Regions from separate parts of the Homo sapiens genome. Here region 1 is linked to region 2. Evidence: chromatin loops called from intact Hi-C (ENCODE). Cell type or tissue: mammary epithelial cell. All regions are shown on one strand. Each heading gives the region's core, and the rest is flanking DNA. Links, peaks and the distances in the headings are about the cores only. Region 1 has its middle 61 kb from the start of LINC01173. Region 2 has its middle 67 kb from the start of ARL4C.

The links. Hi-C counts contacts between places; a loop is a spot of excess contacts. Peaks named below come from ENCODE experiments on the same cell type or tissue, not always from the same donor. Only the 100,000 strongest peaks of a DNase experiment are listed, where the experiment ranks them.
Region 1: it touches region 2 in a loop (2.9-fold over the local background); 2 of 110 quality-filtered maps call a loop at or near these places.

The regions. Positions count from the first base shown.
Region 1 is chr2:234,735,994-234,751,559 of GRCh38, reverse strand. It overlaps the pseudogene HSPA8P10. Among named protein-coding and RNA genes, the nearest start is that of LINC01173, 61 kb to the right of the region's middle. In mammary epithelial cell, for the core only: a CTCF peak has its summit at 6,015; no DNase peak of the experiment used is centred there.
Region 2 is chr2:234,556,771-234,572,336 of GRCh38, reverse strand. No RefSeq gene overlaps it. Among named protein-coding and RNA genes, the nearest start is that of ARL4C, 67 kb to the right of the region's middle. RefSeq lists an enhancer at 8,861-9,604. In mammary epithelial cell, for the core only: a CTCF peak has its summit at 7,477 (motif pointing left); no DNase peak of the experiment used is centred there.

The sequences.
Region 1 (15,566 bases), core at 2,773-10,772, 180 kb before region 2:
TTTTGGCAGGAATCTCACAGAACTGAGACTGTGTCTGTCTCAGTGTTTTCTATCAGGAGGAATGTGGATGTTGGCAGTGTGTGCCATTACTAGGCATACTAAGTTCTTTTATCACCCAGTCAAGATGATGTTGGTCAGGCTTCTCTGCTGTTCAATAAACTGATTAAGTGTGAGGAACTTATTTGTTAATAAGGAGTAAGTAGCATGTGGGGAGACACTTTGAGACTATACAAATATTCTAATTCCTTATCAGACTTGCCCCTCCAGAATTTTCATCTGCTGATAGTTTTTGCTTGAATTAGTAAGACTGTGTTGGTTGCTAAACTGTGATTTTTCTAATCCCATAATTTCTTTTAGCTTTAATAGTTGGCATTCTACTGTGAGGAAGAGCTTCTCCCTAACTTTTACTAATTAATTAGTAATTAATCATTACTGATTCAATTAATTTTACTCAACACTGTTTTTTTAAAATTTTATCTTAGTAACAGTTTATAAAACAGTATAACAGACTGATTAAAAACCTTAGCACCTTAAAAATCTTTGCATGCCCCAAAGATTTGGGAGAAGTAATAATATATCCAAATAACAAAATGAGAATAAAAGCAGTTATAATTTACTGAGCACTTACTAGGTGCCAGGCACTCTCCTGGTACATAGTCAGTGCTCAGTAAATTAGTAATTAATTAGCAATTAGTAATTAGTTAGCATTTAGTAATTAATTCAGATAATTGATTACTATTTTTCTCAGAGACTTATACTCCATTACTATCACTAACAATTTTTTGTTTGTTTTTGTTTTTTTTTTTGAGACAGGGTCTCACTCTGTCACCCAGACTGGAGTGCAGTGGCACGATCACAGCTCACTGCAGCCTTGACCTCCCAAGTGATCCTCCCATCTCTCAGCCTCCTGAGTAGCTGAGACTGCAGGTGTGCGCCACCATGCTTGGCTAATTTTTTGTATATTTTGTAGAGATAGGGTTTCACCGTGTTGCCCAGGCTGGTCTCAAAATCCTGGGCTCAAGTGATCTGCCTGTCTTGGCCTCTCAAAGTGTTGGGATTACAGGCGTGAGCCACTGTACCTGGCCTATTTTTAAAATTTTGATGTTCAAATTATCCCAGACTTGACCAGTGGAAGCTTCTTCAAACTGGCTCCTGTGTTCTTTTGACATACTCCCATCATTCTGTGAGAACATCCGTATTTCTTGGCACAATAAAATATTTCAGGCTTGTATTTTCTATGCCCTAGACCTAACGTTAACCATCTGTTTGGTCAATTAATTATTGAGGGAAGTATGTTAAAATCTCCCACTATAAAAGTGGATATTTTTGTTTCTTTTCTTTTTTTTGAGAAATAGGATCTCATTGTTGCCCAGGCTAGAGTGCGGTGGCGTGATCAGAGTTCACTGCAGCCTCGAACTCCTGGGCTCAGGTGATTCTTCCATCTTTGCCTCCCAAGTAGCAGGGACTACAGGTGCATGCCACCACACCTGGCCAATTTTGGTATTTTTTTTTTAAACAGAAATTGGTTCTCACTGTGTTACCCAGGCTGGTCTTGAACTCCTGGCCTGAAGCCATTCTCCTGCTTCAGCCCCAAAAGTGCAGGGATTACAGGCTATTTTTGTTTCTATTTGTAGTTCTGTCAAATTTTTGTTGTCTATATTTTTAAGCTTTGTTAATGGGTACATCTACTGGATGAACTGTACTTTTAGCATTATATGGCACACCTCTGCCAAATTCATGTGCTGAAACTTAATCAGCAATGTGATGGTAATAGGTGGGGCCTTTAAAGGTGATTAAGTCATGTGAGTGACCTTTATAAAAAAGGCTTCATGCGTTGTTCAGCTCTCTTTCCCCTTCTATCTCTTTTGTCATGCAAAGAGAGGATGTGGTGTTTGTCCACATTGGAGGATGCAGCGACAGGGCGTCACCTTGGAAGTAGAGAGCAGCCCTCAGGGGATGCTGAGCCTGTGGAAGTATGGATTTTTTTTTTTTTTTTTTTTTTTTTTAGATGGAGTCTCACTCTGTCGCTAGGCTGGAGTGCAGTGGCGTGATCTTGGCTCACCACTACCTCCACCTCCTGGGTTCAAGCGATTCTCCTGCCTCAGCCTCCTCAGTAGCTGGGACTACAGGCACATACTACCATGCCCGGCTAATTTTTGTATTTTTAGTAGAGACAGAGTTTCACCATGCCGGCCAGCCTGGTCTCGAACTCCTGACCTCGTGACTGCCTGCCTCAGCCTTCCAAAGTGCTGGGATTACAGGCATGACCCACCGCGCCCAGACAGAAGTCTTGATCTTGGACTTCCTGTTCTCCAGGACTGCAGGAAATACATTTCTGTTCTTGATAAATTACCCAGTCTCAGGTATTTTTGTTATAGCAGCACAAATGGACTAAGATACTCTTATCTCTAGTAATACTTTTCTAAGGTTGATTTATCTGTTATTAATTACATACCATAGTTTAATTTTTGTTTAACATTGTCCTGGTATATTTTTTTCAACCTTTTACTTTCAATATCTTTGTTGACATATAATTTGGTGTGCCTCTTGTAAGTAGAGGTAGGTGGATTTAAAAAAAATCTAGTCTGATCTAAAAATGTAATTTGATATTTTTAAACCTGTAGTATCACATTCCCTTCAAAAATTGTAGTTATTAATATATTTGGATTTATTTCTACCATATTTATTTGTACTTTCTATTATCCTCCCTTTTCTATGTTTCCCCCTCCTTTCTCCCTTTCTTTGGATTTATTATTGAGTAGTTTTCCTATTTCATTTCCCACCTCTGCTAGTTTGTTAGTTATATACCTTACTTCCCTTCACAAGGTATTGGGAAGACATGAATTCTTGGAGGACATTATTTTTTTTCCCAGGCTATTAGTGCATTTTCAATGATATTTTATTCAGGATTTGCTTGTTTGTTTCAGCAGGGGAATGGGGAGTCCCCGGATCATTCAGTCATACATCAGAAATAAATGTCTATATATCTTTCTTTATTTTTTGCCAAGATGGTAAGCACTGTGATGTCAAGGACTGTGTCAATTCCATTTAGCTCTCTGTTCTCAGTGCCTAGCACAAAATTCTGTGTCACTGGACATAATTCCACCACAGTCTGGACCTTCACCTCTCTGTATCTCTTGATGTCAGGGGGAAAACCTCTGGTTATATCCATCTTCTGGCTGACACACACATGCCTGTCCTTTGCTCCCTCCTCATGACTGGATTGTTGATGAGCCAAGGACCCAGCCTCCTACTATTGTGGGTGAAGTCAGGAGTTAAACTCTCTCTGTTGCTTAAGATCCTCTGATGAGAAGAAGCAGTTCTTGGGAAATCACTTTGTCCTCCATTTAAGGGACAGCTTCCTAACTGATATGGTTTGGCTGTGTCCTCACCCAAATCTCATCTTGAATTGTAGCCCCCATAATCCCCATGTGTCATGCGAGGGACCCCGTGGGGGTTTTTCCTATGCTGTTCTCGTGGTTCTTGTGATAGTGAGTAAGTGTCATGAGATCTGATGGTTTTATACAGGGCAGTTCCCCTGCACATGCTGTCTTGCCTGCTGCCATGTAAGACATGCCTGTGCTCCCCCTTCACTTTCTGCCATGATTGTGAGGCCTCCCCAGCCATGTGGAACTATGAGTCCATTAAATCTCTTTTTCTCTATAAATTACCCAGTCTTGAGTATTTCTTCATAGCAGTATGAAAATGGACTAATACACTGACTAATGAATCCGTTAGGTGACTCTATCCCAACCCTTGTTTAAATACCACATTTTCTGCCACCATTCGTAAACTATGGGTGTCCCTTGACTCCAGTTTTGCTGGCCACAATTACATGTAAGTTATCTCAGGAAACACAGTGTGCAAAGGAGCAATCACAGGAGGGAGCGAGGAAGAAAGTGAGAAAATTCAAGAGTATAGGCAAAAGAGAGCAAAGCAGAATGGCAAAAAAAAAAAAAAAAAAAAAAAAAATTGCAACCATATAGCAACAATTACTAAGGATTTAATATATACCAGGCTCTGTTCTAGAAAAAAGAGCCAGAGCAAGAAGCAGGTACCAATTCATAAAGAAGTCATAAACATCCCTGGAATAAATTGGAAATATGGCACAGTTAATTAATTCAGGTTTCCCTATGCAACTCTTCACACAGGTGAAGAAAAGAGTGTAGATAAGATGCTATTCCTGCAGAAGCAGATGTCACCTTCCTGAAGAAAACAAAACAAAACATGGAGAAATAGTTTCTCTTTGGCCTAGATCTGTCTCTGCTGAGAACTTTGCACAATAACAGGCTTGCCTTTAACTAGATTCCAACAAACAGAAATTTGTTGGAAGGGGGCTGATGTAGTCTCTGGAAATCCTGGAGCCAAAAAACAAATGGTGTCATCCTGTTTCATAGGAATGAGTCATTTATGTTATTTTTTTAAACTTAAAACATTTAAGATTCCTCTTAAAAGATGAGACCTGTTGTTGAGATGCTTGAAGAAGTAGTAGTTGGTTGGTGAGAGATCAGGTGAATATGGCAGATGAAGCAAAACTTCGTAGCACAATTCGTTCAACTTTTGAAGCCTTTGTTGTGTGGTGTGCGGTAGGGCATTGTTGTGAAGAATTGGCCATTTCTGTTGACCAATGCCAGCTGTAAGTGTTGCAGTTTTTGGTGCATCCATCAATTTGCTGAGCATACTTCTCAGATGTCATGATTTTGCCAGAATTCAGAAAGCTATAGTGGATCAGATCAGCAGCAGACCACCAGTGACCATGACCATTTTTTGGTGCAAGTTTGGTTTTGGGAAGTTCTTTGGAGCTTCTTCTTGGTCTAACCACTGAGCTGGTCATCACTGGTTGTCCTATAAAATCTACTTTTCGTCGCATGTCACAATCTGATCAAGAAATGGTTCGTTGTTGTTGCATAGAATAAGAGAAGATGACACTTCAAAACGATGTTTGTTTGTTTTTTTTCGCTCAGCTCGCGAGGCATCCACTTATTGAGCTTTTTAAACTTTCCAATTTGCTTCAAATGCCGAAGGACTACAGACAGGTCGATGTTGAATTCTTTGGCAACTTCTGGTGTAGTTGTAAGAGGATCAGCTTCGATAATTTCTCTCAATTGGTCATTGTCAACTTCTGATGGCCAGTCACTATGCTCCTGATCTTCAAGGCTCTTGTCTCCTTTGCATAACTCCTTGAAGCACCACTGCACTGTTCGTTCTTTAGCAGTTCCTGGGCCAAATGTGTTGTTGATGTTGTGAGTTGTCTCCACTGCTTTATGACCCATTTTGAACTCGAATAAGAAAATCGCTAGAATTTGCTTTTTGTCTAACAGCATTTCCATAGTCTAAAATAAACACAAAAATAAACAGCAAGTAATAAGTCATTAGCAAAAAGACATAAAGCAAGAAATGCCTATTAAAACAATGTATAACATAACCACATTTTTAAAAGATGTATTCCAATATCAAATGGCAAATTCCAACAATTCAAAAAACCACAATTACTTTTGCACTCACCTAACTCTTAAAAGACGAGACATAATTTTAAAAATTATAAAAGAAAATAGAAATGAGAACAAGAGCTATAAGAAAATTGGGATTTTTTTTGTGTGTGGCCAACATGAAAGGTAAAAAGAAAAGCATTTCTGAGGCTATTAGGAAGAAGACCCTTTAGCTACGTAAAATCATCTCTACTCTTAATAAGTGTGACTAATGCACTTCAGTTATGAGTGACGGGAAAACTGTCAGATGCAAAATAATTTTGAAGAGTTAAAATGTAATGTTATGTCTAGTGTGAAATAAATATCTAGTTTAGAATATAAAGAGATATAAATGTTTTATTTGTCAAAAATCAGTTTTTGTTTATTCTACTCAGCACACAGAGCTCCTGTTTTTTTTACACCACTTGCTGAACAACCAGACCCATCCTCCTGGAGCCTGGTGCTCTCCTGGGTGAGGACTAGCAATGATATCACATGGATCTGAGGTTGTTGGTCCTGGCACCATATATTGCTATGTGGGTATCTTCCAGCAGGGGGACATGGAAATCCAGGCAATGATCAGGAAAACAGGACCATCCCAAGCTTTGTGGTCCTCACCAGCACGAAACAATTGATTGGATGATCAGTGATAGTGCAATGAAACAAACTGTGGTTGAAGCTTACCAAGACCATTTCATCACTAAGGATCTGTTTGGATATTTGGGTGGGGCTTACATGATGGTGGTGGTGGTGGCGTGTGGCAGTAATCCCAGGTACAGTACACGTGAGGGAATGAAAGCTTCCATCCCAAGAAGGTGTCTTTTACGTTTCTGAAAAACATGGAGAAGATTGCAGAAGCTACCTCTGGGAGGATTGTTACTGTTTTGTCATCATGGGTCTGCTTATTTCATCTCTTAATTGGAAGCATGAACAGTCTCACTGTGCTCAGAATCATCAATGAGACAATGTTCACTGCATCTGTTCATGGCTTAGACAAGAAGGTTGATGTTAAAAGAGTTATATTGATCTTCGAAGGTGGAAGTGGCATTTTGATGTATCTATTCTCCCTTCTGAAGATGGTATCTTTTATGTCAAATCTTCATCTGAGCAAATCCACTTGAGTTAAAGAAGACTTTGACAACTGAATGGTCAATGATGTCATTGCCAAACTCAAGTGTGAAAAAACCAAAAGGGATTTCTGTTACCTCCACACTTACTGCAAGCATCTAACCATGAATATGATTGAGCCCTCCTGCCCCATAAAGCAACTGATTCTCCATATCCATCCTCAGCTTGAAGAACTGAATGGTCTCTTGTCCACTGGCCCCTGGTACCTGAGCCCTTCAAAACAGCAAACTCATCAAGTCACAGATTTATTTATTTATTTGTATATTGCATTTTATTTTATTTTTTTGAGATGGAGTCTTGCTCTGTCGCCCAGGCTGGAGTGCAGTGGCATGATCTTGTCTCACTGCAACCTCTGCCTCCCAGGTTCAAGCATTTCTCCTGTCTCAGCCTCCTGAGTAGCTGGGACTACAGGTGTATGCCAAGACTTCCAACTAATTTTTGTATTTTTAGTAGAGACGGGGTTTCACCATATTGGTCAGGCTGGTCTCGAACTCCTGACTTCAGGTGACCCACCTGCCTCGGCCTCCCAAAGTGCTGGGATTACAGGCATGATCCACCATGCCCAGGAGGTCACAGATTTATAACATCACCCTAGTGGGGCACTCTGTCATATGTCAAAGAATAAGAAACCTACGTGGGACTTCTCAATGATAGGATGAGACTGTCACTTAGATAAAGCTGTCTGGACCACAATTTAATCTGGCACAGATCTAGCAATGTTTAGGATTTTTTTTTTTTTTCTCAAGGATCTTTGGAATAGAAGTCTCTGTTGGAATTATTTCTGTTCTGATCTGCTGGGCCACTAAGCAGTGCAGACTTTATTGCTTCTCAGACAACCAGCATCATACACTTACTCAGATTTATGAAAATGAGACAGCAATCAATGACCAATGACAACCTGCCTGAGGGTCCACAGCATTCTTCAAGTTGATCTAAACTATGACTCTGAGGCCTATGGGAAGCCCCGTGTGTCAGCAGAGCAGAGCACAGGCAAAGAGAAGAAGTTTGTGATTGTTGAAGACAAAGGATGTCTTTGAGAAAGGAAGATACTGAGTTCATGGAGCAAGAAGATGAGAGGCACAGGCAGAAGAGGAGAAGCACAGAGGCAAGCTGGGTTTCAACCATTCACTGAACTCCTGTGCTCTCAATCAGAAGGCCACTGTGGAAGAGGAGAAACTTCAAGACAAGTACAATGCAATCATCAACTGGCTGGACAAGAGTCAGTCTACTGAGAACAGGAGTTTCTATAAAAAATAAACTAGAGAATGTCTTGCCAACCCACCATCCTAAGTCTGCCCTGAGGGCAGAAGCCACACCAAGAAGATGTCCTAGGAGTTCCTGAGGGGCTGAGCTCCCTGTGCTGGTTCTGCATCCACCACCAAGACCAGTAAATGCACGTTCTACCCAGCTGGTCAAACATAGGAAGAGAGACTTCAGACCCAAGTTCCTACAGTGGCAGTATCTTAGCTGTGATACAAATTCTTGAGCATTCCGATACTTGATTATGCATATAGAAAAATAAGTGAACACTTTCCTACAATTTACTTTCTCACAGACCTGTTCGAACAAACAGGTCTATAAAAAAGTAAAAAAAATGCAACTCATGTCCTAGAGAATAAATATCCACTTAAAATTGACATTAGAAAAGGAAGAGAATAAATCACTTTTCATCTCCTGAATAAGCATTAACAAAAACTCAAAGAGTGTTCATCAGCTTGAAGGTCCTTCCAGTTATTAACCTACCTGAAGTAGACACAAAACTTTCAGCCCTAGGAGCTAAAGCTAAGGACAAGTTATATAATTCTCATTGCTAGACACCATTTCTTCAGAAGGCTGACTTTTTTGGGGTGTTAAATTCAGAGAGGAATTTATCTTGTGGATCCTTCTGAAGGGAACATTAAGCAAATTAATGACTAATGTTTTGTGAAGTTTTATAGAAAGTTCAGAAATGATTTTCATGGAGATGGTTCTTAAAGGAATCTCTGAGAAAAATCTGAGGAATCTCGGACACAAGGAGGCTCCTGTCACTTTACTTCAAGTCCACAAATATTCCTTGAGGAGCTATGAGATGCCAGACACTATGACAGGTCCTAAGACACAGCACTATGTGACATACATGTTCAACTTTGTATGATGATGTCTCAGGATTTACATTAAATTAGCAAAACAATGACAAAGCTATTCACTGAGGAGAAAGTAAGCTAGACTTGGGTAGGAAATTCTCTAGGACATAATTTTCTTCTTGTTGATTTTAATTTTGTGCTTTGTTCTTTATATAATTGAAGATTCAACAATTTTTGGCATATGCATGGTGATTTCCATTGTGACTTTCTGTTGTTATTTTAAATGTTTATCAAAGTAATACGTGTCTATAGTTTAAAGGATCTAGTGGTCCTTGGTCCTAGGAGGCTTATGATGAAAACAATAATCCCTTGTTTCTCACTTCCTCATCCCCATTTCCACTCTCAAAAGGTAAATCAATTTCAGTTGTTTATTTTTTTCTGATATTTCATCTTTTCTCAATAACAAAGATGTGCTACTATGTGTTGATTTAGAATTGTTGGCATTATCTGAAGGCCACCCTCCACGAAATATCCAAAACATCCCCCAGCTTTCTCAGCACCAGTCTCCTCCTGCCTCCCTGCACCACAGCCTCTTAAAGTGTAATGTTATAATTGAGTCAGATTGGCATTCTACATTTATATATTCTTGGATATATTTTGGCAATATTTACATGAGTCATAACTGAAAAACACTGTCTTCCTGTGATATCATGTCCTTTCTTATGCAACTTTTTGTTTTTCCTGGAGTTCACAACTACCTACCTTTTTCTGTTGTCTTTGTACTTGTCACTATCTAATCCTCAAATTTGGCCAGAACCCCTTACATCCCTTACTGATCATCCCCCAGGTCCTTGTTTTTCTTGGCAGGTTCTTTCAGCTTCTGTCCTCTAGCTTTATTCTGCACTGCTTATTTTTCTTGTCTAACTGCTGCCCAGTTGTTAAGTTGGGATCTTCCTTCACCGTCATCCTGGGAATAAATTCTCCCTTCTCCTACATTGGACTCCTGCTTTCTAGAGCCCTTCTCATCTTTTGTGGCTTGCTCTTTTGTCTTGGAGGCAGACATTCCATACTAGTTTCCTAATAAAGAGCCCTGGGAATATTTTTTTCTTTAAAAAGGAGAACTTGTATGCCTGAAAATGTCTTTAATCTATCCTCAAATTTGTTTGGCTTGGAATAGAATTCTAGGTTAGAAATGAATCCCCTTAGACATTTGAAGGCTTTACTCCACTTTCCTTTCAGTTCTAGAGTTGGTGTTTTGAAATTGAATGCTGCTCCAGTTCCTAACTTCCTGTTTGTGGCCTGTATTTTCTCTCTGGGAAGTTTTAGAATCTTCTCTTCATTCCTGGGTTCTCAATTTCTCAGCAGTGGGCTTTGGTGTGGGTCTGTTTTCATGCATTTGTGCTGAGCAATTGCCATGCTCTTCAGTCTGAAAGCTCAGATCTGTTTGTCTTTGGAAAACTTTTACATCAGGTTTTTTTTGTTGTTGTTTTTTGTTTTTGTAATCTCCTCTCCTCCATTTTCTCTGCCTTTTCCCCAAGTGTTGAACTCCTATCAGACCTTAGGCTGAGCCTCTAGTTTTCTTATTCATTATCTCCTATTTTCCTTATCTTTGTTGCTATCTACTTTTCAGAAGATTCTACCAATTTTATATTAGTTCTTCTGTTGTTGTTGTTGTCGTTATTATTATATTGAGACAGAGTCTCACTCTGTCACCCAGGCTGGAGTGCAGTGGTGTGGTCTCTGCTCACTGCAACCTCCACCTCCAGGGTTTAAGTGATTCTCCTGCCTCAGCCTTCCAAGTAGCTGGGATTACAGGCATCTGCCACCACACCCAGCTAATTTTTGTGTTTTTAGTAGAGATGGGGTTTCACCATGTTGGTCAGGCTGGTCTAGAACTCCTGACCTCAGGTGATCCATCTGCCTCAGCCTTCCAAAGTGCTGGGATTATAGGTCTGTTATTATTTTTAAAAAATTCTGCTACCATTTTCTTAATGTTTCAAAGAGCTCTTCTTTATTCTCTGAATATTCCCATTTCTTTTGTTTTGTTTTTTTAGTATCATTCTAATATTATAGATACAGTATATTCTTTGTTTCTCTGATGTATAACATGTGTTCATGTATTCCATTCTATTCTTTCTATTATTTATATTTCTTCCAAGTCTTCTTTTCTTTTGGGTTATGTCGATGAAAACTATGAAATTCTATAAAATATTTGAAGAGATTTATTCTCAGCTAAATATGAGGGCCATGGCCCATGACACAGCTTTCAGAGGTCCTGAGAACATGTGCCCAAGGTGGTTGGGTTACAGCTTGGTTTTATGTGTTTTAGGGAGAGATGAGATATCAAATCTTTTTTTTTAATTTTTATTTTTTTATGTATTTTTATTATACTCAAGTTCTGTGATACATGTGCAGAACGTGCAGGTTTGTTACATAGGTATACATGTGCCATGGTGGTTTGCTGCACCCATCAACCTGTCATCTACATTAGGTATTTCTCCTGATGCTATCCCTCCCCTTGCCGCCACTCCCTGACAGACCCCAGTGTGTGATGTTCCCCTCCCTGGCCAATATGTTCTCATTGTTCAACTCCCACTTATGAGTGAGAACATGCGGTGTTTGGATTTCTGTTCCTGTGTTAGTTTGCTAAGAATGATGGTTTCCAGCTTCATCCATGTCCCCGCAAAGGACATGAACTCATTCTTTTTTATGGCTGCATAGCATTCCATGGTGTATATGTGCCACATTTTCTTTATCCAGTCTATCCTTGATGGGCATTTGGGTTGGTTCCAAGTCTTTGCTATTGTGAATAGTGCTGCAATAAATATACATGTGCATATATCTTTATAGTTTAATGATTTATAATCCTTTGGGTATATACCCAGTAATGGGATTGCTGGGTCAAATGGTATATCTAGTTTTAGATCCTTGAGGAATTGCCACACTGTCTTCCACAATGGTTGAACTAGAGGACACAAGCAAATGGAAAAACATTTCATGCTCATGATAGGAAGATTCAATATCATGAAAATGCTATTTCCATCAAGCTACCATTGACTTTCTTCACAGAATAGGAAAAACTACTTTAAATTTCAGATGGAACCAAAAAAGAGCCCATATGGTCAAGACAATCCTAAGCAAAAAGAACAAAGCTGGAGGCATGATGCTACCTAACTTCAAATTATACTACAAGGTTACAGTAACCAAAACAGCATAGTACTGGTACCAAAAGAGATATATAGACCAATAGAACAGAACAGAGGCCTCAGAAATAACATCACACATCTACAACCTCTGATCTTTGACAAACCTGACAAAAACAAGCAATGGGGAAAGAATTCCCTATTTAATAAAAGATATCACTTCTTAAGCTATTAGCTAAAGACCTGGAATCAATAGAAAGTGGTGTCTGAGTAAAGATAAGGGGTTGTGGAAATCAAGATTCTTACTATGTAGATGAAGTCTCATAGGTGACCACTCTTTGAGGCAATAGATGGCAAATGTTTTCCTACTCAGAAGGCAAATGTTTCCTATTCAGAACTTTAAAAGGTACCAGACTCTCTAGAAAAAAACAAGGGAAGGAGATTCTCTACAGAATGCAAATTTCCCCCACAAGAGACCACTTTCCAAAATATGCCAAATAAGCATATTTTATGGTAAAATACTTTGAATTTTTTCAGGACCTGCTATCTGTCATGTGATCCTATGCTGGAGCCAGGTTGGAATTGTGTATCTTATTGCTACAAATAATCTGCTTTGTTAGTCTTAAGATCTCTGTTTCAAAGTTAATGCTTGTCAGCTGTGCCTGAACTGCAAAGGGAGGAGGGTATAATGAGGTACGTCTAACCCTACTCCTTGTCATGGTCTGAACTTTTTTTTCAGGTTTCTTTGGAATCCCCTTGGCTGAGGGGGTCCATTCAGTCAATTGGGGGGCTTAGAATTTTATTTTTGGTTTACAGTTAGTTTTAGTCTTTCAGGCTCAAGGCTTTTCTTGGTTTGCCGTTCTATTTTAAGAAGTCACCAAGACATTGATTGGTAGTATTGTGTGCTCAGAGGGGGCTCACTGGCAGGCAGGACTCAGCCACTCTGCAGGAGATTCCACCAAATACCCACCTCTACAAGTCTCTTCCCTTGGTCTGGGACATACCCCAGAGGGTACTCCTCCTTTCCATGGTGGGGCCCTGCACACTGAGTGAGTATCAAATGGGTGAAATGTGAAGGGGTTCTCATGTTGCTTTCTTCTGTAGCTTTTAGGGCAGTTTCCGCCATTGTTCCCAGCTGTGTTCAGTTCAGAGGCTCTCCCATGTAAGGTCTTCAAGGAAGGGGAATGGCAGTTACCTGGCTAAGGGGAAAGGAGTTAGGGATGGAGCAGAATCAGACACCATTCCTTCCTAGAGAAATCTCTGTTCCCTTCCCACTTCCCAGCAGCCATGGGAGGCTTTTAGAAATAGAAACAGAAAAACAGACCAAAGAAGCCAAGTGGTCTTGGCCCCCTACCCCTCAAAATAGTGCCCACATCCTGCTTCCTATAGGTGTATATTTAATTAGTATGTTCCCTGTTCATTCATTCAACGAATATTCAGAAAATGCTCTTTAATGTGCCAGCCACTGTTCTGTCCACTGAGGATGCAACATTGTGCAAAACAGATGAAAATCCCTGCTCTTATAGAGTACCCATTCTTCAGAGGGGTGGGGGTGACCAAAAGCAAACAAATGAATATCTAAGAGGATGCGTGGTCTAGGGCTGTGCAGGGCAAGGGAAGGGGCTAGTGATGTTGGGGCATGCTGTTTCACCTCCAGCCTTAAGAAAGCCCTCTCTTGCAGGGGCCCCAGAAAAGTGAGGACCTGTAGCCAGAGGGCATGTTGGGAGAGGTGTTTCTTGGCCAAGAAAAGAGCAAGCAGAGAGGCCCTGGGGTGGATGCACATTCTACATAGCAAGGGCAGAGAGATACAGTCAGAGGAGAGCAGGATGCCATTCTCAGGGAGGTGATAGAAGGTGGGGGATAGATGGGACAAACACCATTTGTGTTTGAAAAGCTTAACTCTGGCCACTGTATGAGACAGCAGGAGCCCTGCAACACCACCCCCCTAATTAGGTGGGTGACCATGGGGGCTCTTGATCAGGTTCTGTTTACATATTTAAGGTGGTGCCAATAGGATTTCCAGATGAATTGGGTGCTAGGTGAGAGACAAAGGAGTATTGATGGCTCTGAGCATCAGGAAGAAGGGGGTCATCTTTTCTGATGTAGGAGTAACTTCTGGAGGGAGGTCCCCACCTGAATGTAAGACCTGTTTAGTTTAAAGTTTGAGTAGAAATGCAGAGAATATGTTCCTTGAGACCTTTGTCCACACTCAGGGACACCGTTCTGGGATCTGGGTAGTTTTGCTCAGCCTGCCTTTTGCCTTTCCTTATCTCTCCCGTCCACTCCTACCACCCTCCTTTTGGCTCCAGAGACCAGCACGGCTGGAAGAGAATAAAGGAAGAAAGTTTAGGTGTGTGTAGAGTTAGGAAACATAGAATAATAGTGGATAAACAGAAGTGGGACTATAGTCAATACTGTTTTATAACCTGCTTTAAAAACAAAAAACACTATATTGTGAGATTTTTCTCTTCATTATTAGTACTTTAGATTCCATTGGAAATTTTTTATGGCCACTTGGGAAAATCTTGTACGTTTTTGTGACTGATATTTCCCCTCTCTCCAACTCTAACCAGTGACTGTGTTTTGTGTTCTCTTGGTTCTCTTGGTGGGCTTGTGAACATAGGTGGTGCTCAGATTGGCCAAGAGAAGAGTACAGGGTGCCTGGGAGCTGGGCAGCTATTGTCTACCAGGTGGATGAGCACAGAATGAGAGGAAATTTGACCTAGGAGTTGGCAACAGAGCCCCAGAACTTGGTAATAGGCTGTGGGAGTGTTCTCAGGAAGTGATGATTGCTCCCAGGCTGTGTGGGGTTCCAATGCACCTGCTAGTGATAGGACAGGTCAAGTAACCTCAGATTAGCACCATAGGGCACCTCACTGAGGACAAAGACTGTATCTGTGTGTATACCTGTGTGTGCATGTGTGTGTGCATGTGTGTGCATGCACAAGGCCCACCCCCACACCTGAGATCATGTCACTTCTGGTTTAGGCCAGGAGAACTCCTTTTCAGAGTTCAGGGAAATCCCAAGGGCAGACTGTCCCATTCCCCCAGACTCTCATCCACACTCAGGGACATGGTTCTGGGTTCTGGACGGTTTCACTCAGCTTGCTGTTTGCTTTTGTTATCTCTCCCCTCCACTCCTACCACCTTCTCTTTGGCTCCAGAAACCATCATGGGCTGAAGGGAAGCTGGACTCTAGTCCACGGAAGAGAATAAAAGAAAATATATATATAGGTTCTTAATTATGGGGAGACAAGTGTGCCTTGGGGCTCCTGTCTTCAGAGCAAAGCAGAGGGTCCACTTGCAGGATGTCAGCCCAGGCAAATGGTGAGCCTGGTGGATAGCTTGATGGCAGATTCTTTGTGCCTCCTAAAATGGGAATTGATCAGGGCAGGGTGGCTGCCTTGACTGGCAGGGCTGGGCCTGGAGTAGGGGAAGGGGGCAGGGAGACTGGGACATAATATCCTCACTCTGTCCCTGCAAGCCGTGGCCACAACAGGATAGGTCAGCTGGCAGAGGGCATGTTAGGAAAATGGAAAGTTGTTTTCAGAAAATGAGCCAGAGAAGAACAGATGCCTGTGTTTTGCTGTTGCCATCACTATGTCTTCTCTGCATAACATATTCCCAAAAGATGTTTAAAAGGCCTCAAGAAATAATGTTTCATCAACATCTCTTGATGGCAGGTGGGAGGTAAGGAGGCGGCAAGACAGCTTGTTCTGTAGAGAAGTTTTCTTTCCAAGTGGAGGATGAAATCTGAACTGCAG
Region 2 (15,566 bases), core at 3,126-11,125:
TGATGGGAGTATATCACTGAGTATAAACTATATTCCCATTGTTATAATAAGTTCCTGTCATTTGTGGAGCCTGCCAAGCTGTGTTTCCACTTCCTCCAACCCTCGTCTTCAGCTCCACCTTTCTCTCTACCCCTACTCAACTTCCTCAAATCAGTTCCTCTTTAGGGCATGCAGACTAAAACTCAGGTTTACATTTGAGATAACTTTGGGTATGTATAGGGGAGGTTGACAGAGTGCAAAATTAAACACAAGATAACTGGAAAATATTCATACTGAGAAATTCAAAGCTCTTTCAAACTCATCTCCTTGATCCTCACTTTGAAGAAGGAAAGGAAGAGGTGAAGCGACTTTCCTAAAGGCACGGATGAGAGGGACAAAGTTGCTTTTTTCATGGGAGAATTCACTTTCCTTTATACCACTCTGTACACACCACTCCCCCATCCAACAATTACACAGACAGAGAAGAGGAACAAGAAGAGGCCCCAGTGAATGAAAAATAGTTCACTGATGTGTCATGACAAGGAAGGTGCAAAGCTCTAGCCTGGGCTCCTTACACATGTTGCATTCCATGTCATTTACATACACCCTGTGTTATGCTGCCTCTCTGCAGAATTAGAAGCCGTCAACATAGCTACGAACCCAGCAGATTATATTGGTGGCGGCTTTGCATACATTGCTGATGGGGGAGGAGTTCTAGGAAAGCATAAAGCATAGAGGCCTTTGCATAGCTTTTATTTGTAAGGCAAACATTCCTGCAGTACTTGCTATGAAGGCTCTAAATGGACAACATATTAAAGATCATGCATACGTGCTTACAGCAACAGGTTTCTGAGTGTTGGTGAAAATTTTACTATCTCAAGGCTCTTAAAGCTGCATCTCATCAGCCTACCCCTAACCCAGTGCTTGAATATACATCTCTGCCAAGTGGCCATTCAGTCTGTTCTTAAACACCTTCAGTTATAGTCAAATCATTTTCTCCCTAAAGATCTCATGCCTTTCCAGGATGGCCTTTTATTGGAAAGTGCTTCCTTCTCTAGAAGCAAAGCATGACTCCCTGTGTTGTTCCAGGGACAGGCTCACTGCAGCGCTCCTGGAAACTCTAACACAAGTCAAATCCCTTTCCCCTATGGCAGCCCTTCAAATAAATTTTCAAGACTATCATTCTGCAACAGTTTCCCATATAGCACAGACTTGATTTATCCATTCTTCAGAATGTCTTCCTCTGAATGCTCTTTGTCATGTCTGGACGTCTTACAGAGAGTACCGTCCATGGGAGGCAGAACACTACCTGTCCAGGGTAGCCTAGAGCAGGCACCCTCACTCTAGCCATGGGACTCACCTGCTTCTATGAGGTTCCTGTGGTTTTTTCTGGGTTCTCTGTTGGTAAGGACCTTCTTCCTTTCTAGACCCCCTTATCTTCTCCTCTCAAAGCCCTTATTAAAATGCTCTGTACTTGTTTGATTTGCTGTCTCTTTCCTTAGATTGTGAGCCCTTTGAGGAAAAGAACATCAATCTAGCCTATTGGAATGACTCCTCTTGGTTTCAGAGGGAAATGGTGTAAAAGTTTGCATTCAGTCAACGTGTATGTGTAGGCAGTTGCTTGGCAGAATGGTTATTTGAACTATTCGCCAGTGGCTCGAGATTTTATCTCTGGTAAATGAGGGACTTCATCATCAACTGCATGGAATTTTCTCTGGAACAATGAGCTTTCCACCCAAGCGGTCCTGGGCAAATCCCATCACCCTCTCCTTTTTCGTAAGCTTCTGAATTGCTCATTAAAGGGCACTGTCTGGGTTTTAATAGTATTTGGCCCATCACTAGCGCTAACACTAGATATCCATTGGTTTTGTCTGCCCGACATCGCTTCTCCTTTCTTTTGGTAGAGGAAAGTGTCTTCCCGTGGGGAACCCATTTCCTGTGGTTTGGGTGGGCTGGCTGTCATCCCATCCTGTTACAATGGTGGGACAAACCCCAGGCCTGACAATCAGAGCACCCCATTGCTCTGGCTGGAGTGATTGGCTTAGGGACAGGCATCCCACTCATGCTTGACTAGTGACATTCTTCCCCAAGACCTTCCCAGCAGATCTGTAGAGATAAGTGCTTTCTTTCTGCCTCTCAGGGTCAGACCTCTAAACTAATAGGACATGAGTCTGGGGCCTCCGGAAGCCACATGAAGACACTGGCAGAGAAATGGAGAGAGAAACAGAAATGTTATGATTTATTTTTAGGCCATGACCAGACTTTTTGATCACATAAACCGATAAATTGTCTTTTTGTGTCTCAGCTGATTTAAGTTAGTTCCTGTGACCAGAAACTGAGAAAGTTTCTCAATAGTGCAGCAAATGGAACCGTGGAACCACTGAAGAGGAGCAGCAGAAACTTCACAGCTCTTGGGTGGCAGCAGACTCAGATTTACTGAAGCAAGAAAGGGAAGACAGCAGCAGGAGGCTTGACAGCTAGCTAAATAGTTAGCCATGGAAAGAGCAGAAGAAGGAAGCTCAAGAAATCTCAGCAACAAACACTCATGGACTTTTTTCTAAAAATGGAAATTTAAAACTTTCTCGACCATGACCCACAAGAAATACATTTTACACGTTGCATCCAGGACATAGCAATATGCCTGTGAGCCACTTTGTGGTTGAAGGTTTCCATGTTGAGCTAGTTTCAGGAACATTGCCTCCTGTGTTCTCCTTTTGGAGATTCACCCATGGATTTACTGTATCAAAGTCTCTGAGAAATCTTATTCTAGCAATCCTGTTTCATGCACTATTTCTTAAATGTATTTGGTAGCAGTTAACTTGTTATTGCAAAAACAAAAATTATTGACTCCCTATTTTGTGCTAAATACTGGGCTCTGCACTGGTGAAACAGAAGAAAGCCATACACAGCCTGCCCTCACAACGCCTCCAGTCTCAGAGAATACTTAGTAATCCCTCATGATCTACACCTTGGAAAACACTGATTTAGTTTACTCCAATCCCCACTCCTGCATGCAGAATCTGGCCACTCTAGGCTTCGGTCTAGTTCAGCATATACTGCCTCTAGGCACAGATGACTGTGGACAGTTGAACAGGGTATGGGGGGAAGCATCATTGACACGATTGTCTATGTAAATGGCTCCTTTAGGGTTGTGCAGTGCCCAACACGCGCCATTGTCCTCAGTGTCTCTGCTTAGGGCTGATTTCTGGGTTATGCATTACTACTCAAGGCACAGACCCCACGTAACCCCACCTTGGTGGCAAGGTTTCCATCCTGAGTCACTCTTTCTTGTTCCAACTTTTTCCTTTGAATATGTTCAGACCTACAGAGAAGTTTAAAAATAATATAATGGGCTGAGGTAGGCGGATCATGAGGTCAGGAGATCGAGACCAGCCTGGCTAACATGGTGAAACCTCACCTCTACTAAAAATACAAAAAATTAGCCAGGCGTGGTGGCCCGTGCCTGTAGTCCTAGCTACTCAGGAGGCTGAAGCAGGAGAATCGCTTGAACCCGGGAGGCGGAGGTTGCAGTGAGCTGAGATCGCACCACTGCACTCCAGCCGGGGTGACAGAGTGAGACTCTGTTCAAAATAATAATAAGAAGAATAATAAAATGAACATTGCATCTTAGATTCACCAATTGTTAACATTTTGCCACATATGCATTTGACATTTGTGTGCATACACACATATGTGTGCACAGAGACAAAATATATTTATTGATGAATCATTTGAAAGTAAGTTGCAGACATTGTGATCTTTATCCCTAAGTATGCACCAGTCTCCAGTGAATAAGCGCCATCCACATGACCCCAGTACAATGATCCCACGTAAGGAGACTAACAAGAATCCCATGAAATCATCTGAAAGCCACTCCATGTTCAAGTCCCCATTGTCCCAAAAATATTTTACAGTGTTTTTTTAAATCAAGCATTGTATTTGGCTGCTATTCATCTCTATTTTAGAAAATCAAGAATAGCCACCTCATCTTTTGCTTTTCATACTGTTGACCTATTTAGAGGGTCCAGACCAGCTGTCATGAAGACGGCCTTCCTCTAGATTTGTCTGATTGTTTTCTCTTGATCAGATTCAAATACCCTGGCTGGCAACACTCCATTGGTGACACTGCTGTCTTCACAGGGCCCCACCCAGAGGCATGTATGCTGGGTGGCTGCATTCCATCACTCGACGAAGGAGCTGCTACAGAGCGTCTCCATCGGAAGCACATCCTCCCTCTGAAATCAGTGGGTAATGGTGGGATGATACCGTAAGAATGAGGACATTCCCTGTCAAGAGGCTGAATCCCTCATTCTCCTCCTTATATGGGTTTCTCAGGCCTCATTCTTGAACTTTCCCACATTGTCCTCACTTTTCCCTGTCCCAATAAGGGCATCTTATGTCTGGGTGTCATTTTCATCAGAATGCAAAGGTAAACAAGTGAGAAGCGTCTTTGTGTGGCTGGAGCTTAAAGGCTGCAGGTGGACCCCGATATTTGGTGGCCAAGATCACACACTGTGCTGAGGGTCCCGTGGAACCCTCGCCCCAGGATGCACACAGAGAGGCATGTAGCACACACTTGGGAAGCTGAAGAAGGGTTTTTGGAGGAAGTGGTGTCGAAGCTGACATTAGAAGGATGAGCAGCGATCCGGGGGCAATAGGAGAGAGAATGGGGTGGTCAGCATCACATGGGTGGCCCAGATGTGAAGAGAGCACACCCAACCCAAGGGCACAGGAAATCCAGTGTTGCTGGACATCAGGGGAGGAGAGGTGAAGGCCACTGCAAGGATTGGCAGGGGGTTGATAGCAGGGCTGATAGCAAGCGGTCTCATGAGCCACCAGCTGGAGTTTAAATTTGCTCACAAGATCCATGGGAGGAGCATTAAGTTTTATTAAACAGGACTGGTTGGGAGAGGGGCTGATGTGACATGATTGGCCCTTTTAAAGGAGCCCTGTGGCCGTATGGTGGTGGCTGGATTGCTGCAGGGGAACACGAATGGAGGCAGAGCTGCCATTTGGATGGATGTCTGTCACATTGATCCAGGGAAAAGACATTTGCATCCTGAACAATGACCATGCCAATGGGATGGAAAGACTGCATGGAATTCAGTGTGTTTTGGAGGAAGTCTTAATAGTGCTGGGTGCTTGATTGGATGAAGACAAAAACCTCAAGATTGATTATTTCCTTTTCACAATTTTTGTCTTGAATTAGGGTAAACTGTATCCAGGTGGGAAGAAGCACATTTGTCCCAGGGCAAAGGATTTTATGTGAGGTCTTCATAAGAACAGTACACCCTATGTTCGATGTGTTATTTCAGCAAGAACCCAATCTTATTACCAAACTAGGTGAACATCAACATGTTAAGAAACTTGACAGCACAAGAGGAATCTCTGTGCTGATGAAACAACTCTGTATCTTCATTGTGGTGGTGGGTGGGGGTATGAATCTACACATGTGCCCAAACCACACACACACACACACACACACACACACAAATAAGTGCTTGTGGAACTGGTGAATAAGGCCTGTGGATTGCACCAACACCAATTGCCTGATGTTGAAATTGTACTGCAATTCATATCGTGGAAATTGGACTGTAATCATATTGTGTTTGCATAGTACTGTGTCACACTGGGGGAGACAGGTGAAGGTTACATAGTACCTCTCTATACAATCTTTGCAACTTCCTCTGAATATCGAATTATTTTGAAATGAAAAGTTTGAAAAAATAAGAAACTTTGTGTTTAAAAAGAAAACAGACACAGCAAGATGTTGTGAAGTCTGCACCAAGGGTTCATGGGAGATGTTTTCACTCACCTTCAGTGTAGGAAGGAATATTACTGAACTGATGTCAGTCTGGTGCTAGCCATGCTTAAGCACTAAACCATCCAGCTCATCTCAACCTCAGATGTCTGGAATCCTCCACATTTTCACCCAGTGTCAGAGTTATTTAGGTCATTGTTCCCTGGTAACGCGGTTCCCTCCAGCAAGGTCATTGTTCTGTTCCCTGGTTAAGAAGGATCAAAGGGATAGACTGTCAATTTCCTCCGACTTCCCTATTCTCCTGTTTTGACTCCTTTCACTGTGAATAATGGAACAGAAACGGGACGGACATTTTTTAAAAGACGAAAACTACTAGCTAGGTTGCTATGCTGGGTGTTTGTGGAAGGCTGAGGGTACATGTTGTTGTTGATAGTGGTAGTGGTGAAGTTACACAGCAGTGGTCAAGTAAGCTAAGGCTAGGAAAAATAATTTGAACAAAAATAAAACTTTTTGGCTGGGCACAGTGGTTCATGCCTATAATCCCCAGCACTTTGGGAGTCCGAGGTGGGAGGATTGCTTGAGCCCAGGAGTTCAAAGACCAGCTTGGGCAACATCGTGAAACCCGGTCTCTACAAAAAAAATACAAAAAATTAGCCAGGCATGGTGGCAGGTACCTGTAGTCCCAGCTATTCAGGAGGCTCACTTGAGCCTGGGAGGTCGAGGCTGCAGTGAGCCCAGACTGTACCACTGCACTCCAGCCTGTGACAGAGTGAGACCCTGTCTCAAAAAAAAAAAAAAAAAAAAAAAAAAAAAAAAAAAAAAAAAAAAAAAAACACACACACGCACATAGAAAAAAAAAAAAACCCACAACTTTTTGTCACACCTAAAGCATAATGTTGGTAAAGCTATCTGGTTGGTCCACAGTTGATATACACAGAATACTCTTATTTTTTTCACTGGTCCATAGCAGTGGCACTTTTTACAGTACTTCTGCTCAATCAAAGAAGCATTGCAAGGATGGCAGACTCCTGGAGGGACTTGCCTCCCGATGGCAAAATTGGAGTGAGGATAGTTGTTCTTGCCTGGTCTAGGCCCTGGCTTGTACTCTCACTTGGAGCTGCCTGTTAATGAGCCAAGGCCATAGTCCTTCACTGCAGATACAGCAAAAGAGGTCTGCAGGCCCCATCTGTTTAGCCCTGGACTGAGTGGGAAGGTTCAGTTTGGGGTAGAGAAGCATAAAACCACAATTTTACATTGAATCCAAATGTCAGAGATTGACATGCAATAGTAGTCTTTTACTATTAATAGCCTTGTGAGCAAATGTGTAGGTGGGCAAGAGAGAGAAAGAGAGAAAGAAAAAAATAATCACTCTACCAATTCTTACCTTCCTAGATGCCCTTTCTTCAGTTACTAGACTGTTTAAATAAAATTGGGGAAATGAAAAAATCAGAAAACCAGGTTGTTGCTGCTGAAATCATTCCATTTACTTTCAGATTACTAGTTTGCAGAAAAACACTTTTATTCTTTGGTACCAATGTGTTTCATGTGTTTCTATAAATGTGTACAGCAGCAGGAAGCTGAAGGTTAATTTGAATCAGATGTGGCACTCTCTTGAATCTTATAGTTTATTGAAATGTTGTTTAAACTGTAAAGGTTTAGTCCACATTCTCCCCCAAATTATTTCCTTATCCTTCTACCCAAGCTTCTCTTTCTGCGTTTGGAACATCAGCAGAGCCCTCCTGTGGATAATTGAATGACTGTAATTTGCTGTTCTAAACCAGTGTTCCAAGGAAGGTAATTATGTCAGCTTTGTGTTCAGCTAGTTAGTGGATTCTGATCTTGGGAGCTGGAAACTTTAATCGAGTGTTTATTGCCATGTGCAAAATGAATGTGATTATAGACTAGATCTTGGCATTGCCAAAAGGAAAAAAACCACACATCCAATTCAGAGCACTTGAAGAACCAAAGACAACCCAGGGAGCAGCTTTGTTTTGCCATCGAGCGATCCACATGATGAGAAGAGCCCCATTAGGAAAATGCCCCCTCCAATGCCATGTGTCTTCCTGAAGCCAAAATCTAAATGGAAGCAGATTCTTCTGAATGAGACAAAGAACCTAGCTTTTGAAAAAATAAATAAATCCCAGCACTTTGGGAGGCCGAGGCGGGCAGATCACGAGGTCAGGAGTTTGAGACCAGCCTGACCAGCATGGTGAAACCCCGTCTCTACTAAAAATACAAAAATTAGCCAGGTGTGGTGGCTCATGCCTATAATCCCAGCTACTCAGGAGGCTGAGGCAGGAGGATCGCTTGAACCCGGGAGGCGGAGGTTGCAGTGAGCCAAGATCGTGCCATTGGACTCTAGCCAGGGCGACAGAGCAAGACTCCATCTCAAAAAAAAGAGAAAAAGAAAAAGAAAAAATAAACTTTTTTGTTGTGGCCTGGAACAAACATACATAAATGTGAATAATGTCAAGTCCACCACCCAGATCAAAATCAAGAACTTTTAAACTCTCATCTACATTCTCCTCTCGTTTCTCATGTTACTACTGCTTGAGGTCTGCTCATTTCGCCATGTTGAGCAGATAATCAGAATTATAGTACTTGTATGCCTAGAAATATTTCTATATTGCCGTAACTCTTTTTTTTTTTTTTTTCTTGAGACAGAGTCTTGCTCTGTGGCCCAGCCTGGAGCAGTGGTGCGATCTCGGCTCACCGCGACCTCCATCTCCCAGGTTCAAGCGATTCTTGTGCCTCAGCCTCCTCAGTAGCTGGGATTACAGGCACAGGCCACCACGCCTGGCCAATTTTTTTTTTTGTATTTTTAGTACAGATGGTGTTTCGCCATATTGGCCAGGCTGATTTTAAACTCCTGACCTCAGTTGATCCACCCGCCTCGGCCTCCCATAGTGCTGGGATTACAGGTGTGAGCCGCCGCGCTTGGCCACCGTAACTCTTTTTTTTTATTTATTTATTTATTTTTTTTTTTATTGATCATTCTTGGGTGTTTCTCGCAGAAGGGGATTTGGCAGGGTCATAGGACAATAGTGGAGGGAAGGTCAGCAGATAAACAAGTGAACAAAGGTCTCTGGTTTTCCTAGGCAGAGGACCCTGCGGCCTTCCGCAGTGTTTGTGTCCCTGGGTACTTAAGATTAGGGAGTGGTGATGACTCTTAACGAGCATGCTGCCTTCAACCATCTGTTTAACAAAGCACATCTTGCACCGCCCTTAATCCATTTAACCCTGAGTGGACACAGCACATGTTTTCAGGGAGCATAGGGTTGGGGGTAAGGTTATAGATTAACAGCATCTCAAGGCAGAATAATTTCTCTTAGTACAGAGCAAAATGGAGTCTCTTATGTCTACTTCTATCCACACAGACCCGGCAACCATCCGATTTCTCAATTTTTTCCCCACCCTTCCCGCCTTTCTATTCCACAAAACCGCCATTGTCATCATGGCCCATCCCCAATGAGCCGCTGGGCACACCTCCCAGACGGGGTCGTGGCCGGGCAGAGGTGCTCCTCACTTCCCAGTAGGGGCGGCCGGGCAGAGGAGCCCCTCACCTCCCGGACGGGGCGGCTAGCCAGGCGGGGGGCTGACCTCCCCCCCGGCCGGACGGGGTGGCAGCCGGGCGGAGACGCTCCTCACTTCCCAGACGGGGTGGCTGCTGGACGGAGGGGCTCCTCACTTCTCAGACGGGGCGGTTGCCAGGCAGAGGGTTTCCTCACTTCTCAGACGGGGCGGCCGGGCAGAGACGCTCCTCACATCCCAGACAGGGCGGCGGGGCAGAGGTGCTCCCCACCTCTCAGACGATGGGCGGCCGGGCAGAGACGCTCCTCACTTCCTAGATGGGATGGCGGCGGGGAAGAGGCGCTCCTCGCTTCCTAGATGGGATGGCGGCCGGGCAGAGACGCTCCTCACTTTCCAGACTGGGCAGCCAGGCAGAGGGGCTCCTCATATCCCAGACGATGGGCGGCCAGGCAGAGACGCTCCTCACTTCCCAGACGGGGTGGCGGACCGGCAGAGGCTGCAATCTCGGCTCTTTGGGAGGCCAAGGCAGGCGGCTGGGAGGTGGAGGTTGTAGCGAGCCGAGATCACGCCACTGCACTCCAGCCTGGGCGCCATTGAGCACTGAGTGAACGAGACTCCGTCTGCAATCCCGGCACCTCGGGAGGCCGAGGCTGGTGCATCACTCGCGGTTAGGAGCTGGAGACCAGCCCGGCCAACACAGCGAAACCCCGTCTCCACCAAAAAAATACGAAAACCAGTCAGGCGTGGCGGCGCGCGCCTGCAATCGCAGGCACTCGGCAGGCTGAGGCAGGAGAATCAGGCAGGGAGGTTGCAGTGAGCCGAGATCGCAGCAGTACAGTCCAGCTTCGGCTCGGCATCAGGGGGAGACCATGGAAGGAGACCGTGGAGAGGGGAGAGGGGAGAGGGGAGAGGGGAGAGGGGAGAGGGGAGAGGGGCCACCGTAACTCTTAAAAGACGTTTGAGTTGAGCAGAGAATATTGCATTGTTAGATGTTTTCCCTCAACATTTTGCTCCATTGTTTTCTGGCCTCTTTTTTGCTGATGAAGATGCTCTCGAACAGATAGCCATTCCCTAGGCTAAAATGTGTTTTCTTTCTGGTAGTTTGAAATTGTATTTATCATCTCTGATCTGTAGTTTCACTCTGATACATCTAAATATGGAATTTTGTTTGTGTGTTTATCTTACTTGGCCCTCGACTTGTTCTTTTAGTCTGAGGAGCTCTTATTTTCCTTCCCTTCTGGAAATAATTAGCCATGACCCTACTGATTCTATTCTGTTTCATATGTACGGAGCTTTTCAGTATCTTCTCCACATCGCTTTACTTCTCTTTCATATTTCTCTCTCTCTTTATCTCTCTGTGCTGCATTTTGATTGATTTCTGCAATTCTGTCTTACAAAGTCGCTCATCAACTTTTTTCCAGCTTATTGTTTACCTCATTGCGGCGGGCTTTGATTTCAAAACTACCTTTTTTTTCCAGATTTTGAAATTGATCTTTATTGATCATTGATCAATGGATCCATATTGATCTTGATTCCTGAGTGCTATGTTTTTGTTTCATAACTCCCTGTTCTTATTTACAGTTGCTGTCACTTTTTTTAAAACTTTCTGAGGATTTTAAACACACACTATTAAAGTCCTTTTCAGTTTTCACTATTTTTCTATTTTTTTCCAGGTGTGTATTCTCCAATTTGTTAACTTCGTGTCTTTCTTCTGGGGCATCTGATTTTGGGAGATTCTTTATAACGCTCATTTATGGGCTCGTTTGGCATAGGAGCCGTATTTTCTCTCCTGCAGGCATCACCTTTTCCTGTTTGATAATTTCAGGTATCCTCAGTCAGATCTCCAAGAGACCAAGACTCAGAGGAAGAGCGTTATTAGCAGTTCAGGGTTCTCACCCCAAGAGTTCATGGCAGCTTCGATCCTGGAACTGGTAAGCAGTTCCAAATGCCAAGATCCCGATCCGCTGTTGTTTGTCTGCCTTTTCCTTCATCACAGACCCGCAGCTACATTCTGGCTGCCATCCCAGGGGGGCAGAGAATTTGAGTTTCTTTCACGAGTGAGAGAATATAACCATAGCCCTTGGTCTCATGAAGGGTGTCCAACCTTGCCCTGCAGCCTCCCTGGGGCCATTGGATCCCACCCGGTCAGAGCTGAAGTAACGGCCCCTGCATCTGCCCTTCCGGGCTCCCGTTGTGGGAGAGCTCCAGTCTCGGCCCTCCTCTCTGTGCTTCTATCCACTTAACGATTTACAGGTTTGTTTAACTCTGACTCCCCCATGTTGACTGGAATTTGGAGGTCTCTTTCCTTCCTCTCTCTCCCACCAGTGCCCCCTAAAGTCCTCTGGAGGCTCCTCTTCCTCGGACTTCTTGCCCACCGCCCTGGGCAATCTCACCGTTACCCCTGGCGTTGCTGTTCTCCCGTGTCCTATGACTCTCAACAGTCCAAGCTGTTCTGAGCTGCAGACACCATGCCATTGTCCAAGGGATGCCCCTAGGTGCCTCCCAGTGTACACACCCCAAACCCAGGCCCTTCATCGCTTCCCCATACAAGTGATGAAGGGCCTGGGTTTGGGGTGTATACATTGGGAAGCACGCAGGGACATCCCTCCAGTGCTTCCTCTTCCTCACTAAGCTCTGCATTTCACACTTCAGTGGATGTCCAGTATCCACAGCAGAAATGGGTCCCTCTGCCTTCTCATGTGATCAGCGGCCAATGTTTTCAGCTCTCCTAGAACTCGACTGGCTCCCTTCTCTCTCTCCACCATCACTGACTTAGTTCAGGCCCATGAATACCTCTTTCCCTGGACAACTGCAGCAGTCTTGGTCTAACCCTTGTGATCAAGGGTTAGACTATGCAGTCACTCGTTCACTCACTGCTGTTCATCCCCTTCTCCCATTCTGCAAACTGCTGCCACTCTGATCTTCCTAAAACATGGTCAAAGTTCTCAAAAATGTCCTCTTAGCCTCTACGATGAAAAATCAATCTTAGCATGGTCAATTGGTTCAGGCCCCCTGAATGGTTTGTGATTGCTTCAGAAACACTCCCACTTACCCTGGCCCCCTGGCCTTCACACACACGGTCCCTCTCCCAGGATTCTCTACACTATCACATGAGGGAAAACGTCTACTCTTTCTTCTAGGAGCTCCTGATCCATAAAGCCTTCCCTGAGTCTCTCAGTTCAAGGCACGGTACTTCCAGGTGCCTGCTGTGTCCTGTGTCTGCAGGAGGTGTTTGCCTTCCCTCTGATTCATGCACTCCTCAAGGGCAGGGCTCTGACTTCTCTGGAATTGCAGTGAGGTGAAACCGGAAGGTAATGCATCTCTTCCTCAACTTGTGCATTGGGTTGAGTAGCAGAAATGGTGACAAGGAAACAATGACTTGTGCTCCAGCATCCAGGGAATTTTCTTAGTGTCAATATTGCCGACATTTTTTGACATCTTTTGTGGACTCTTGCTATAGGCAATTATTGATATAGCATATCAATTTTCTTTTTGTTTTTGTTTTTTGAGACAGAGTCTCACTCTGTCACCCTGGGCTGGAGTGCAGTGGCGTGATCTCAGCTCACTGCAACCTTTACCTCCCGAGTTCAAGCGAGTCTCCTGCCTCAGTCTCCCGAGTAGCTGCGATTACAGGTGTCCACCACCATGCCCAGCTAATTTTTTGTATTTTTAGTAGAGATGGGGTTTTTCTATGTTGGCCAGGCTGGTCTCAACCTCCTGGCCTGGTTATTTGCCTGCCTTGGCCTCCCAAAGTGCTGGGATTACAGGCGTGAGCCACCAGGCCCGGCCTATCATATCGATTTTTATAAAAACCAGAGAAGCCTGATTCTCATTCCCTCTCCAACATGGCTATTGGTAAAATTCAAAATACCTGGGAGAGGTAATGATTAGATGGGGCAGAGAATGAATGGATACTCTATCATATCGGTTTTTATAAAAACCAGAGAAGCCTGATTCTCATTCCCTCTCCAACATGGCTATTGGTAAAATTCAAAACACCTGGGAGAGGTAATGATTAGATGGGGCAGAGAATGAATGGATACTTCACTCACGCCTCAGAACCCCTGTGAGGCAGGCATAAAATTCTCATGATGATTCTGGAGGAGGCCAAGGCTTGGAGAGGCACAATTCAGCAGTGGTTAGGAACCCAGCTCCTGGGGAATGCAAATTAAAGCCGCAGTCAGATACCGCTACATCACCGCTAGAATGGCTATACTTCAAAATACTAGCCATGTCAAGCACTGGCAGGAATGTGGAGAAATCAGAACACTCACACTCTGCTGGGAGGAATGTGAAAATGATACAAACAATTTGGAAACAGTTTGACAGTTTCTTAAAACCTTAAACATACACCTACCTTATGACCCAGCCATTCCTCTTTTAGGTATTTACCCAAAAGAAAATAAAGCAAATGTCTGTACAAAGGCTGATACACAACTGCTCATCACAGCTTTATTTGTAAAAGCCCCAAACTGGAAACCACCCAAATGTCAATCATCAGGGAAGGGAGAGACAGATTAGGGTTAGCCACACAATGGAACACAACTCAATGGTAAAAAGGAACAAATTACTGATGACATGCAGCAGGGATGGATCTTAAAATATTTACATGGAGCTAAAAAAGCTGTAAAAAAAAGAGTACATACTGTATGATCCCATTTATATAATATTCTAGAAAAAAGAAAACTATTCCATAGTGACAGGAGCAGATGAGTGTTGCCTGAGGACAGGTTGAGGTGGGTTGGGGACAAGGGGGAGAAATGGCAAAGGGGACCCTCCCGCAGGGATGACCTTGAAGGTGGCAATGGCTCCCCTGCCATGTACACATGTCAAAACTTACCAAACTGTGCGTTTCAAACACGCGCATTCCATTAATTGCCAATGATACCTCAATAAAGTTGTATAAAAAAGAAAAAGCTTTGGGAGGCCGAGGTGGGTGGATCGCCTGAGGTCAGGATATCGAGACCAACATGGAGAAACCCTGTCTCTACTAAAAATACAACAACTAGTCAGGCATGGTGGCACATGCCTGTAATCCCAGCTACTTGGGAGGCTGAGGCCGGAGAATCACTTGAACCAGGGAGGCAGAGGTTGCAGTGAGACAAGATCGCGCCACTGTACTCCAGCCTATGCAACAGAGCAAAACTCCGTCTCAAAAAAAAAAAAGAAAAGAAAAGAAAAGAAAAAGAATCAGAAATCTTGACAAATATTCATGTTCCTCTAGCATTTTTAATAATATAACTCCCCTCTCCAACAAATGAACATTAATAATGGGATGCATTAATTGAATGTTTGTGTCCAACCAAAATTCATATGTTGAAGCCCTAACCTCCAATGTAATGATATCTGGAGATGGGCCTTTGGGAGGTAATTGGGGTTAGATTAACCATGAGGTTGGGGCCTTCATGATGGGATTGGTGACCTTATAAGAAGAGGCAGAGCGAGAGATGAAATCCCAAAAGGGCCTGCCGAGCCTGTTGGTAGGAACTTGCTTCTTGCCCTGACCTCCATGCCCCCCCACTTCCCTGCAGGCTGACCTCACCTGTACATTGGACACCTGCCTTCCGTGTTTCTAGTTCCAGCTCCTGCACTGCAGCCAGTGCTGGGCTCCACGCACAGGGACCACTGGACCTGCCCAGGGTGGAGGGTGCAAATGTTGACTCAGGCTGATGATCAATTCAGAACATTCCTGATCATGAACTGAGGCTGACTCAGCACCAGCTGATGCAGGAATTTTGTACCTGAGTCCCTTTTTTTCAGTCCAGGTAGTTTCACAGCAGCTCTATTAATAAACATGGCAGTGAACACAGCCCAGACAGCTCTGAATCCTTCCCCAGCCCACCTTCTCTTCTTGGAAGTGTGAACTTGGGAGATGGACCAGGCCTCAGGGTGCAGGATGCCTCGTGGGGCCATCTGAAAAAGGCACATCCTGCCAGGGAGGACCAGGCCACCTGCCCCTCTGCCGGTGTGATGTCCATAACTGCTGGGACACCAAGCATTTTCCTTCCGAGCTGGCCACTGAGCAAACCTGGTGAGTCACTTTCCCATTTCTCATTTGCCTAAAGCTGAGACACAATGCAAATAGAGCAAGAAGGACTAGAATGATTGGTAAAGATTTTAACAGCAAATGAATGGACTATTTCCTATTTCTTAGAGGATAGGGGGATTGGAAGGTAGTCTCAGCATTCCATTTACTTAGTTATAATATATTTCATATAAAATTGTATTTATGTCATCTGTTAACTGCACTCTGTATAGTTTATTTAGAAATATAATTTGGATAGCTGTCATTGTT